Regions from separate parts of the Homo sapiens genome. Here all the other regions are linked to region 1. The links are chromatin loops, found by intact Hi-C in ENCODE. Cell type or tissue: PC-3. All regions are shown on one strand.

What was found. Hi-C counts contacts between places; a loop is a spot of excess contacts. Peaks named below come from ENCODE experiments on the same cell type or tissue, not always from the same donor. Only the 100,000 strongest peaks of a DNase experiment are listed, where the experiment ranks them.
Region 2: it touches region 1 in a loop (6-fold over the local background); 6 of 110 quality-filtered maps call a loop at or near these places.
Region 3: it touches region 1 in a loop (3-fold over the local background); 3 of 110 quality-filtered maps call a loop at or near these places.
Region 4: a loop joins it to region 1, with 2.7 times the contacts of the local background. A loop is called at or near these places in 3 of 110 quality-filtered maps.

Annotation. Positions count from the first base shown.
Region 1 is chr14:63,798,267-63,800,766 of GRCh38, reverse strand. It overlaps a transcript of SYNE2 not described here. Among named protein-coding and RNA genes, the nearest start is that of SYNE2, 53 kb to the left of the region's middle. In PC-3, a CTCF peak has its summit at 995 (motif pointing left); no DNase peak of the experiment used is centred here; H3K4me3 peaks cover 1,101 bases.
Region 2 is chr14:64,009,370-64,011,869 of GRCh38, reverse strand. It overlaps SYNE2 (spectrin repeat containing nuclear envelope protein 2), which reads right to left. Exons shown (of 116, transcript NM_182914.3): 32 at 1,754-1,904. Among named protein-coding and RNA genes, the nearest start is that of MIR548H1, 85 kb to the left of the region's middle. In PC-3, a CTCF peak has its summit at 1,268 (motif pointing left); no DNase peak of the experiment used is centred here.
Region 3 is chr14:64,477,851-64,480,350 of GRCh38, reverse strand. ZBTB25 (zinc finger and BTB domain containing 25) reads left to right here. Exons shown (of 3, transcript NM_006977.5): 3 at 1-2,300. Among named protein-coding and RNA genes, the nearest start is that of AKAP5, 14 kb to the right of the region's middle. In PC-3, a CTCF peak has its summit at 1,471 (motif pointing right); no DNase peak of the experiment used is centred here.
Region 4 is chr14:64,136,886-64,139,385 of GRCh38, reverse strand. It overlaps SYNE2 (spectrin repeat containing nuclear envelope protein 2), which reads right to left. Exons shown (of 116, transcript NM_182914.3): 79 at 1,403-1,599. Among named protein-coding and RNA genes, the nearest start is that of MIR548H1, 43 kb to the right of the region's middle. In PC-3, CTCF peaks have their summits at 1,328 and 1,531; a DNase peak (open chromatin) is centred at 1,515.

The DNA.
Region 1 (2,500 bases):
TTCTCATCATTTAGCTCCCACTTACAAGTGAGAAAATGTGGTATTTGGTTTTCTGTTCCTGCATTAGTTTGCTAGGAATAATGGCCTCCAGCTCCATCCATGTTCCCACAAAATACATGATCTTTTTCTTTTTTATGGCTACAAAACATTCTAGTTTTTGAACTGAAGTATTATTATGGCTGGGTGCGGTGGCTCATGCCTATAATCCCAGCACTTTCAGAGGCCAAGGCAGGCGGATCAGTTGAGGTCAGGAGTTTTGAGACTAGCCTGGCAGACATGGTGAAACCTAGTCTCTACTAAAATACAAAATTAGAGAGAAACCCCATCTGTACTAAAAATACAAAAGATCCCAGCTCTTTGGGAGGCTCACACCTGTGATCCCACCACTTTGGGTGGCAGATGCCTGTAATTCCAGCTACTCAGGAGGCTGAGGCTGAAGAATCACTTGAACGTGGGAGGCAGAGGTTGCAGTGAGCTGGAGCACCACTGTACTCCAGCCTGGGCAACAGAAGGAGACTCCGTCTCAAAAAAAAAACCAAAAAACCTATTATTATACTTTCTGTAAGAAAATCAGAGACTAATTGCCTTTCATCCTCAGAAGAAAGCTTGTTCTAGGATGGAAACATAACACAGGTCACAGAGTTAAAGGGCTCACCAAAAGAACCTCAAATGAACAGGCTAACAGGAAAATTAAGAGTTTTTGTTTGTTTGTTTTTTAACTAGAGTTCTTATTTTAAAAGTGTCATTCTCTAGGAGACTTTGGATGCGTCTAGATCTTCTTGCCAAATCTTCAATTCTGTACAACAAATTCCTTCCTGATGTCCCGTTGAAGGAAATTATCTGAGGATAAGATCAGTCTGGATCATCTGGCAGTATCTTCTATTAGAGCGAAAGAAAGATGCCATCCCAGGGCTAAAAGAATTTAACTTTCATATTATAAAAGTGAAAGTTCATTTTTCAAGTGCGACACTGACATCTACTGGAAGAAATACTTGAGTAATTTACCAAATAAACGAAACATTTTTGTTTTTGTCAATTAGAAAAACAAAAAGTCTTTTTTGTTTGTTTGTTTTTGAGACAGAGTCTCTCTCTGTCGCCCAGGCTGGAGTGCAGTGGCTCACTGCCAGCTCTGCCTCCCAGGTTCACGCCATTCTCCTGCCTCAACCTCCAGAGTAGCTGGGACTACAGGCGCCCGCCACCACGCCCGGCTAAATTTTTTTGTTTTGTTTTGTTTTTTTAGTAGAGACGGGGTTTCACTGTGTTGCCCAGGATGGTCTCGATCTGACCTCGTGATCCACTTGCCTCAGCCTCCCAAAGTGCTGGGATTATAGGCATGAGCCACCGCGCCCGGCCAAAAAAAAAAAAAAAAAAGTTTTAAAACATTTATTGGCAGGGTGCTGTGGCTCATGCCTGTAATCCCAGCACTTTGAGAGACTTAGGCGGGCAGATCACTTGAGGTCAGGAGTTCAAGATCAGCCTGGCCAACATGGCAAAACCCCGTCTCTACTAAAAATACGAAAATTAGCCAGGCATGGTGGTGCATGCCTGTAATCCCAGCTACTTGGGAGGCTGAGACAGAAGAATTGCTTGAACCCGGGAGGTGGAGGTTGCAGTGAGCAGAGATTGCGCCACTGCACTCCAGGCTGGATGACAGAGCGAAAGTCTGTCTCATAAAAACAAAACAAAACAAAGCACATTTGTCCTTTAAGTGTTTGTTTCCTAAATACAGGTCAGTGCCATTGATAGAAAAGGTTTCCAGCATCTATATTTAGAAAATGTTCTTGGTGACTTGTGTGAGCAGGACCCTGGGACCCATGAAGAGTTGTTCAGCAGGATATCGGGTCATCTCTGGCATCCACAGAACCCATTTGGACAAGCGAACAAGGCCTGTTCCTACCCACCTTTTTTCCCTCCATTAGAACTCTCATGAATTGTTTTGACAGTAGCCATACAGATGGGTGTTGCTCTAATCATACCTCTTAAACATGCTTGGAGATAATAGTGAAATAATATCTCTTAGACCCCAGGGTAGAGTCCAGAAAATAGGAGAAGGAGATTAAAGTAAGGTTTTCAGGCCAGGCGTGGTGGCTCATGCCTGTAATCTCAGCACTTTGGGAGACCAAGGCAGGTGGATCACTTGAGGTCAGGAGTTTGAGACTAGGCTGGCCAACATGGTGAAACCCCGTGTCTACTAAAAATACAAAAATTAGCTGGGTATGGTGGTACATGCCTGTAGTACTAGCTACTCGAGAGGCTGAGGCAGGAGGGTTGCTTGAGCCTAGGAGGCGGAGGTTGTAGTGAGCCGAGACCATACCACTGCATTCCAGCCTGGGAGACAGGAGAGAAATACTGTCTCAAAAAAAAAAAAGAAAAAAAAAAAAACAAGTTAAGGTTTCTAGATAAGACGTATGCAAGAAAGCTAGATGCAGAGGGTCACACCTGTAATTCTTGCACTTTGGGAGGACAGGGTGGGAAGATTGTTTGAGTTTAGGAGTTTGAG
Region 2 (2,500 bases), 210 kb before region 1:
TCACCCAGGAATGGAGTCAGCTCCCTGGAGGTGACAAGAAGAAGTTTATTAGTCAGATAAGTAACTTATCTAGAAAGTATAGTTTATAGTTATAAGGTTATACAGTTATGGGGTAGTGGGAAGAGCAGCAGACAGGCCACACGCAGCATGGGGCATCATAACTGACACTTATCAAAACAGGGCTAAGGAAAGGTGCCAGAAGTGAGGAGGATTTGCATGAACAAGAAAAGCTGCAAGTCAAGAGGGACTAGATATCTGGGCAGCATACAAGGAAGGGTCTCAAGGTCTGTTGAATAAGGCAGAGACTTTGATCCTAAAACAAGAGTACAAGGTAGGAGACTGCTATCGGGGACACGGCAGAAGGGTGGCTATGCGAACTGGGACACAAGCCCGAGAGGATCTGGTAAGGCTGAACATGCTGGATTCTCTAAGAACCTAGGAAACCAGAGCTCTTTAAATCTACTGAAAGAGGACAGGACCCTTCTAGATCCCAAGATGAGCCAAATCCAAAAGCTGCCTCCACCAGAGGGAACCAGACAGGTTACATCTAAGCAACTGTGACTATCTGCTCATGGTCTTGACAACTTTGATTAAGTCTGACAAGAAATCAGCTACACAGTCACATACTGTACAGCTGGTATCTAAACAGGGCTGCTTCCGACTGGCCAGCTCTAAGAAACTAAGTCTGAGAAAGTGGGTCCCAGACAAGGGCCATTCCTGACACTCTGGGTGTCATTTGAGCTTCAGGGTTAATAGTTCTAGATAAGGACTAAATTGTCCTATTTAAGCTTTCACTGATGCTGCTCTTGACAACTGGAAAGTTTAATAAAATTGCTTTCCAACCTCCAAGTATATCAAGCAAACTACATTTCACATACTTTTAACACCCTGACAGCACTTTAGCTTAGTACTCGTAAAATCAATAGAAAAAGGCCAGGCGTGGTGACTCATGCCTATAAACCCAGCAATTTGGGAAGCAGAGGCAGGCAGATCACCTCAGGTTAGGAGTTTGAGACCAGCCTGGCCAACACGGCGAAACCCTGTCTCTACTAAAAATACAAAAATTAGCTGGGCGTGTTGTTGCGCACCTGTATTCCCAGCTACTTGAAAGGCTGAGGCAGGAGAATCACAGAGAGGGGAGGGGAGGGAAGAAAGAAACTTTCTGGTGTAGAGTCATATAGTGCAGTATAGTATATTCTTTTCTAACTATTCCATTCTTCTGCCACTCTGGTTGATAACCACATAAAACCATAGAAAATAATGACACCTAGTGTCCAAAAATATTACTCTTCTTAGAATATAAACATAGATGGAGCAAAGTGGTAATAAGCTTGCACATCTTCACAGAAAATCAGTAAATAAAAGCTAATTTTTCCTCACTCTACTAACAACAGAGAGGATTTTCCCACCGTCTTCCTTCTGTCAAGCCTGCAATGAAGGGTCAGGTTCCTTGTAAACAGAAAGTCAGTGCAAAGGCTGTTACAACCTCACAGAGGTGGCAGCAGGGGTGAGCAGAAACACAGCCCCAGCATCAAAACCCAAACAGAAGTGACCCACCATCAACTTGGTGACTGTTTCTTTTTTCCAGCCCTGGTGATGAATACAACAAATTTTTAGATACCTGGTAAAATAGGGTCACTAGTAACTTCTTTTAAACGAAGTTTCAAAAAAGACTTAATCTATAATATCTCTTTACTACCAGGCCTGTCAGTGAGGTCACTGGGCAGTTTTTTCTAATGGAACCTGGACTCACCTCTGCTATCCTTTTCTTCAGGTTCTCCTTTCCCATGTACGAAGCCTGCAGGGAGATGACACTCTCTTCTTTTTGAATCAAAGTTGTCAAGATGCTTTTAAAATTCTGATATTGTTTTAAGAGCTCCAAAACTCTCCCACATTGTTCAAGACTAAGAATAGAAAAATATACAATAGCTAAATGTCCAAAAATAGCAAAACCGTTCTTTCTCTTTGCAAGTATCCCACATAAATGATGAATAAGGTGTAAAGGACTTTTCCTCTTGATGTGGTTCTTAATACTTTTTACCAATTTAACCTAAGAATGATGGCACATCAATATATCTGGCAAATAGATGGCATAATCTCTAGATTAGTACTGTCACTAGGTGAACATTAAAAAGTTACCAGATGTAAGGTCTAGAAAGAAACACAAGATTCATCACCCTAAGGAATCAGCATCTCAATTTCATCATTAACCAAAAGACATCTCAGAAAACAGAGCCCCTTTAACATAACTCTGGCAGATTATTTCAATATTAATTCAGCAAGTCACAGGGTGTTTATATATCTATTCTCTTTTTTTTTTTTTTTTTTTTTTTTGAGACAGAGTCTAGCTCTGTCACCCAAGCTAGAGTGCAGTGGTGTGATCCTGGCTCACTGCAACGTCCGCCTCCTGGATTCAAGCAATTCTCCTGCTTCAGCCTCCCAAGTAGCTAGGATTACAGGCAAGTGCCACCATGCCTGGCTAATTTTTGTATTTTTAGTA
Region 3 (2,500 bases), 680 kb before region 1:
CTTCTTTTTTTTTTTTTTTTTTTTTTTTGAGATGGAGTCTTGCTCTGTTGCCCAGGCTGGAGTACAGTGGAGTGATCTCGGCTCACTGCAACCTTCACATCCCAGGTTCAAGCTATTCTCCTGCCTCAGCCTCCCGAGTAGCTGAGATTACAGGTTCCCACCACTACACTCGGCTAATTTTTTGTATTTCTAGTAGAGACGGAGTTTCACCATGTTGGCCAGGCTGGTCTCGAACTCCTGACCTTGTGATTCACCTGCCTCAGCCTCCCAAAGTGCTGGGATTACAGGCGTGAGCCACCGCGCCCAGCTGCTTCTTTCTTCTCTATTTACAGTCTACTGTATCGCCTTTTGCCCCCAGTAACATGATCCACAATAGTAGTTCTCAACTGAGGTATATTAGTCAGGATTCTCCAGAAAAAGAAAGAAACAACAGGTAGAACTGAGAGAGAGAAAGAGATTGATTGATTATAAGGAATAGGTTCATGTAATTATGGAGGCTGAGAAGTCCCAAGATCTGCAGTTGGGAGGCTGAGAGGCTGGGGAGTCAGTGATGTTCCAATCTGAATTTGAAGACCTGAGAACCAGGAGAGCTTATGGCATAAGTTCCAGTCCAAAAGCTGGCAGGCTTGAAACTCAAGAAGAGCTGATGTTTCCATTTGGGTCCAAAGGGAAGAAAAGACCGATAATTGCAGCTCAAGCAGTCAGGCCAGAGAAAGTCTCTTTTTTTATTATATTCTGGCCTTCAACTGATGGAATGAGAGCCACCCACATCAGGGAGGGTGATCTTCTTTACGCAGTCTACTGATTCAGATTTTGTCTCCCTCCAGAACACCCTCACGGACACACCCAGAATAATGTTTGACTAACTATTGGGGCAGCCCATGGCCCAGTCATTTGGACACATAAAATTAAACATTACACAGGGCTATCCCCCCCCATAGAGACATTTGACGATGTGGAGATGTTTTTGGTTGTCACAGTTGGGTGGGCGATGAGGGAGGCTGCTGCTGGCATCTAGTAGGTGGAGGCCAGGGATGCTGCTAAACATCTCAGTGCAGAGGACAGCCTCCCGCAATACAGAATATGTACCTCAAAATGTCATTAGAGCTGAGGTTGACCAACCCTTCTGAGACCTTAAAGTAAGTTTTGTGATGGCTGTCAGGAATAAAAGAATACAAAGAAACCCAATTTGGGGGATTTCTATTCTAGTCATGTTTAGAGCAAGTATTGGAGTATGAGATGTGTTCAGAATTAAATTCTATTTGTATTATCCTTGATCCCAGCTTTTAAAAGATAAAAATGTGATTATTAGAAATAAAAGGAAAAAATGTGATTATTAAAAATCAGAGATGTATTAATCAGCAAGACAGTTTTGAATCTATTCATATAATGTTTGAACTAAATAATTGTCTCCCCAAAGAGGTCTCTTCATGAAATTGAGATTGTAGGTTATAATTTCTGTGAATTTTTAATCTGGCCAAAAGGTGGCACCAGTGTACCTTTAAAAAAATGTTCATTATACTTGAATTCAGCATTACTATTAATAGTAAATATTATTTAGGGCTTAGCTACTTTTGGATCATGCTTTATAGAGTCAAGACTAATGAGAATTTTCTTAAAATTTCATAAGGTACTGCAATATCTTGACATCCCTCTTTAATCAAGATGCTTCTGATTTACATGTACATATCTCAGCAGATAACTTTTTAAAATATCACATTATTGTGCTACATTGAGCATTTCTGAAGATTTTTCCAAGCCATTAACTGTGAGGCCTTGGAATTTGGGCTCTTTTAATCAGGCATCACACTCAGTTTTTGGTGTTCTGCCTGGTCAAGACATAGATTGAAGGACATTTGAGTAAATACGCTCCCTTGCTCCTTTCTTGCCTTTTGTTCATTTTTTGTACATCCACAATCTATGAGGTATGTTACCTACTGAAATTTACTTTCTTTTCCAACTGTGGTTCAACAACTGACTTTCTTCTCTCATACTTTCCAACCCATTCCATTCTGAATAAGTTAAGAGTTTTCTTACCTTCAGCTCTTCTCACCTTCCAATACTAAGTGAATACAGCCTGCCTCCCCCTTCATTTCTGATTACAATATTATTCTCATCATCCTAGGACTTTGTACCTAATCACCAGTTGCTTCTCCTAAGTTTATTTTACAGCTGATAAGCCAACTTGGAAAATGAGCCCACTCTCCCTCAGATACATTCTCTTCCGCTGTTTGAAACGTTTTTCATTGAAACAATTTGGTGATATTGTATCAAAATAATAAAGTATTAAGCTACTGGAACACCATGGTGTCCTTTCATGTCAAACGTCTGAAGGAATGACAGTCCTCCAAGAGAGATTCTCTGTACAAATGGTGTGTTCCCACTGTCCTGGAAACAGGAGAGGCTTGTGCCAGGGGGCTGGAGAAGATGGCTCTCACCCACTGTGGTCGTCATCCCTTGTCTGGTCTGTGTTATTAACAAGTTTCAGGAGGTTCCGTGT
Region 4 (2,500 bases), 340 kb before region 1:
TTCTTTATTTCTTATTACAGCTACACAAAAGTATACCCAATGAAGGAACAGAGATTTTTATCCATCAAATGTCTTCTATAAATTTGTTTATATTAAAAATATAGGTCAGGCACAGTGGCTCACTTCTGTAATCCCAGCACTTTGGGGTAACAAGGTGGGAGGATGGCTTGAGCCCAGGAATTTGAGACCAGCCTGGGCAACATGGAAAAACCCCATTTCTACAAAAAATACAAAAATTAGCAGGGCGTGGTGGCATGTGCTGTGGTTCCAGGTACTTGGGAGGCTGAGGTGGGAAGATTACTTGAGCCCAGGAGGTCAAGGCTGCAGTGAGCCACGATCACGCCACTGCACTCCAGCCTGGGTGACACAGTGAGACCCTGTCTCAAAAAATAAATAAAATTACATACACACACACACACACACACACACACACACACACCATACATACACACACACACACACACACACACACAACCAGCATTTGTATAAGCTGTATAACAACAAACTGCTGCTGGCTGAACACCCAACGTATTTGCCCGAGGTAGTGAAAATATTCAAACAATATTCTGCCCTTCTTGTAACTTTTAAACTGCCTTAGATTAAGATGCAGGGATGAGAATGATGTTTAAATGTTCTATGTTCTCCTCCTTCCTCACACGGTTCAAGATTATACCAACTAAGCACAACAAATTCTCCAAAGAACTCAAAAGCCTATTTCAAACTATTCTGTTAGCTAAAATCATTTAATTTTTTTAATTTTAAAACTTTTGGAAAGAGCAATATCATGGTATAAAGGTAACCTATATATTATTTTATAACATAATTCCTAGCTTCTATAGAAATGTGTAAACTAGCTGGGTGCAGTGGCTTACACCTGTAATCCCAGCACTTTGGGAAGCTGAGGCAGGAGGACTGCTTGAGGCTAGGAGCTTGAGACCACCCTGGGCAACAATGTGAGACCCCATCTCTACAAAAAATTTTATAAAATTAGCCATGCACGGTGGCCTATGCCTGTAGTCACACCAACTTGGGAGGCTGAGGCAGGAGGATCGCTTGAGTCCAGGAGTTCAAGGTTGCAGTGAGCTATGATAGTGCTGCTGCACTCCATGCACTCCAGCCTGGGTGACAGTGCAAGACCTTGCCTCCTTAAAAACAAAAAAGAAAAGAAAAGAAAAGAAAAGAAAAAACGATCACAGCAAACTGATTACATGTTATACTGTGTCTAGCAAACCATCAGAGATTCTACATCGCGTTTAGCCCAGAAGAGGGACCCAACTGCTTTAGACTGCCCAAGAAAAAACAGCATAAGGTGGGTTGCAGGTAAAATTTAGTTGACTACAGAATCCCCGAGGTCTTTCTTCACAGCACAATATGAAGCCAATCCACCCCCAAAAAGGCTGACCTGAGCAGATGCTTGAGAAGAGCTTGCAGCCTGTGGAGCTCATGGTCAATTTTCTTGTTCAGGGACAACCACTGCTCTTCCAGTTTTGCGATCTGGCCCTCTAATTCAGGACAGCTCACAGACGCCACCAACTGTTTGCCTTCGTTCAGAGTTTGGTAAAGCCGGGCGTGTTTTCCACCAATGTTTCTTTTTATTTGCTAATAAAAAGTAAAGTCATAGAATGAATTATTTAGAAAATAAAGTCTGCCAAGCTATTCACAAATACTGCATTTAAAACTGACATTTGTGTCCACTGATAAAACAGTAACACTTTCCCAACATTCAAGACTATATAGTCTGACTGGATGCATGATTAATGGTTTATTGGTTACCTTTCATGATAGGTGTCCAATCTTGCATTTCTAGAGCACAGATTCAACTTTGTAGACTTACTGGCTGGATGCAGTGGCTCATACCTGTAATCCCAGCACTTTGGGAGGCTGAGGCAGGCAGATCACCTGAGGTCTGCAGTTCGAGACCAGGCTGACCAACATGGTGAAACCTCCTCTCTACTAAAAATACAAAAAATTAGCTAGGTGTGGTGGCGCATGCCTGTAATCCCAGCTACTTGGGAGGCTGAGGCGGGACTTGGTGGCGCACACCTGTAATCCCAGCTAGCCAGGAGGCTGAGGCAGGAGAATTGCTGGAACCCAGGAGGTAGAGGCTGCAGTGAGCTGAGATTGTGCCACTGCACTCCAGCCTGAGCGACAGAGCGAGACTGTGTCAAAACAAAACAAAACAAAACAAACCAACCAACCAACCCAAATCAACTTTATAGACTTATTGCATACAAACAAAAAACAAGCTGGCAGTCATTAGGCCATGCTGAGCTCACAGATAGGTTTTGTGTGACCTTAAGATCAGTTTGAAAAATCAGGAAATCTTACCTAATAATCAGGATTGCCAGTGTCTGTGGGAAAACTGGAAGACCTAGCAATTGTTGGTCTGCATCTCATGTGGCAAAGGGCGGCTGTAACTGAGCAGCAGCTGCTGGCTCTAGGAGAGCCTACTCCCTCTCCTTTTCCCTTGGCTCAGTCCCCACCACCCCTCTGATTGCAG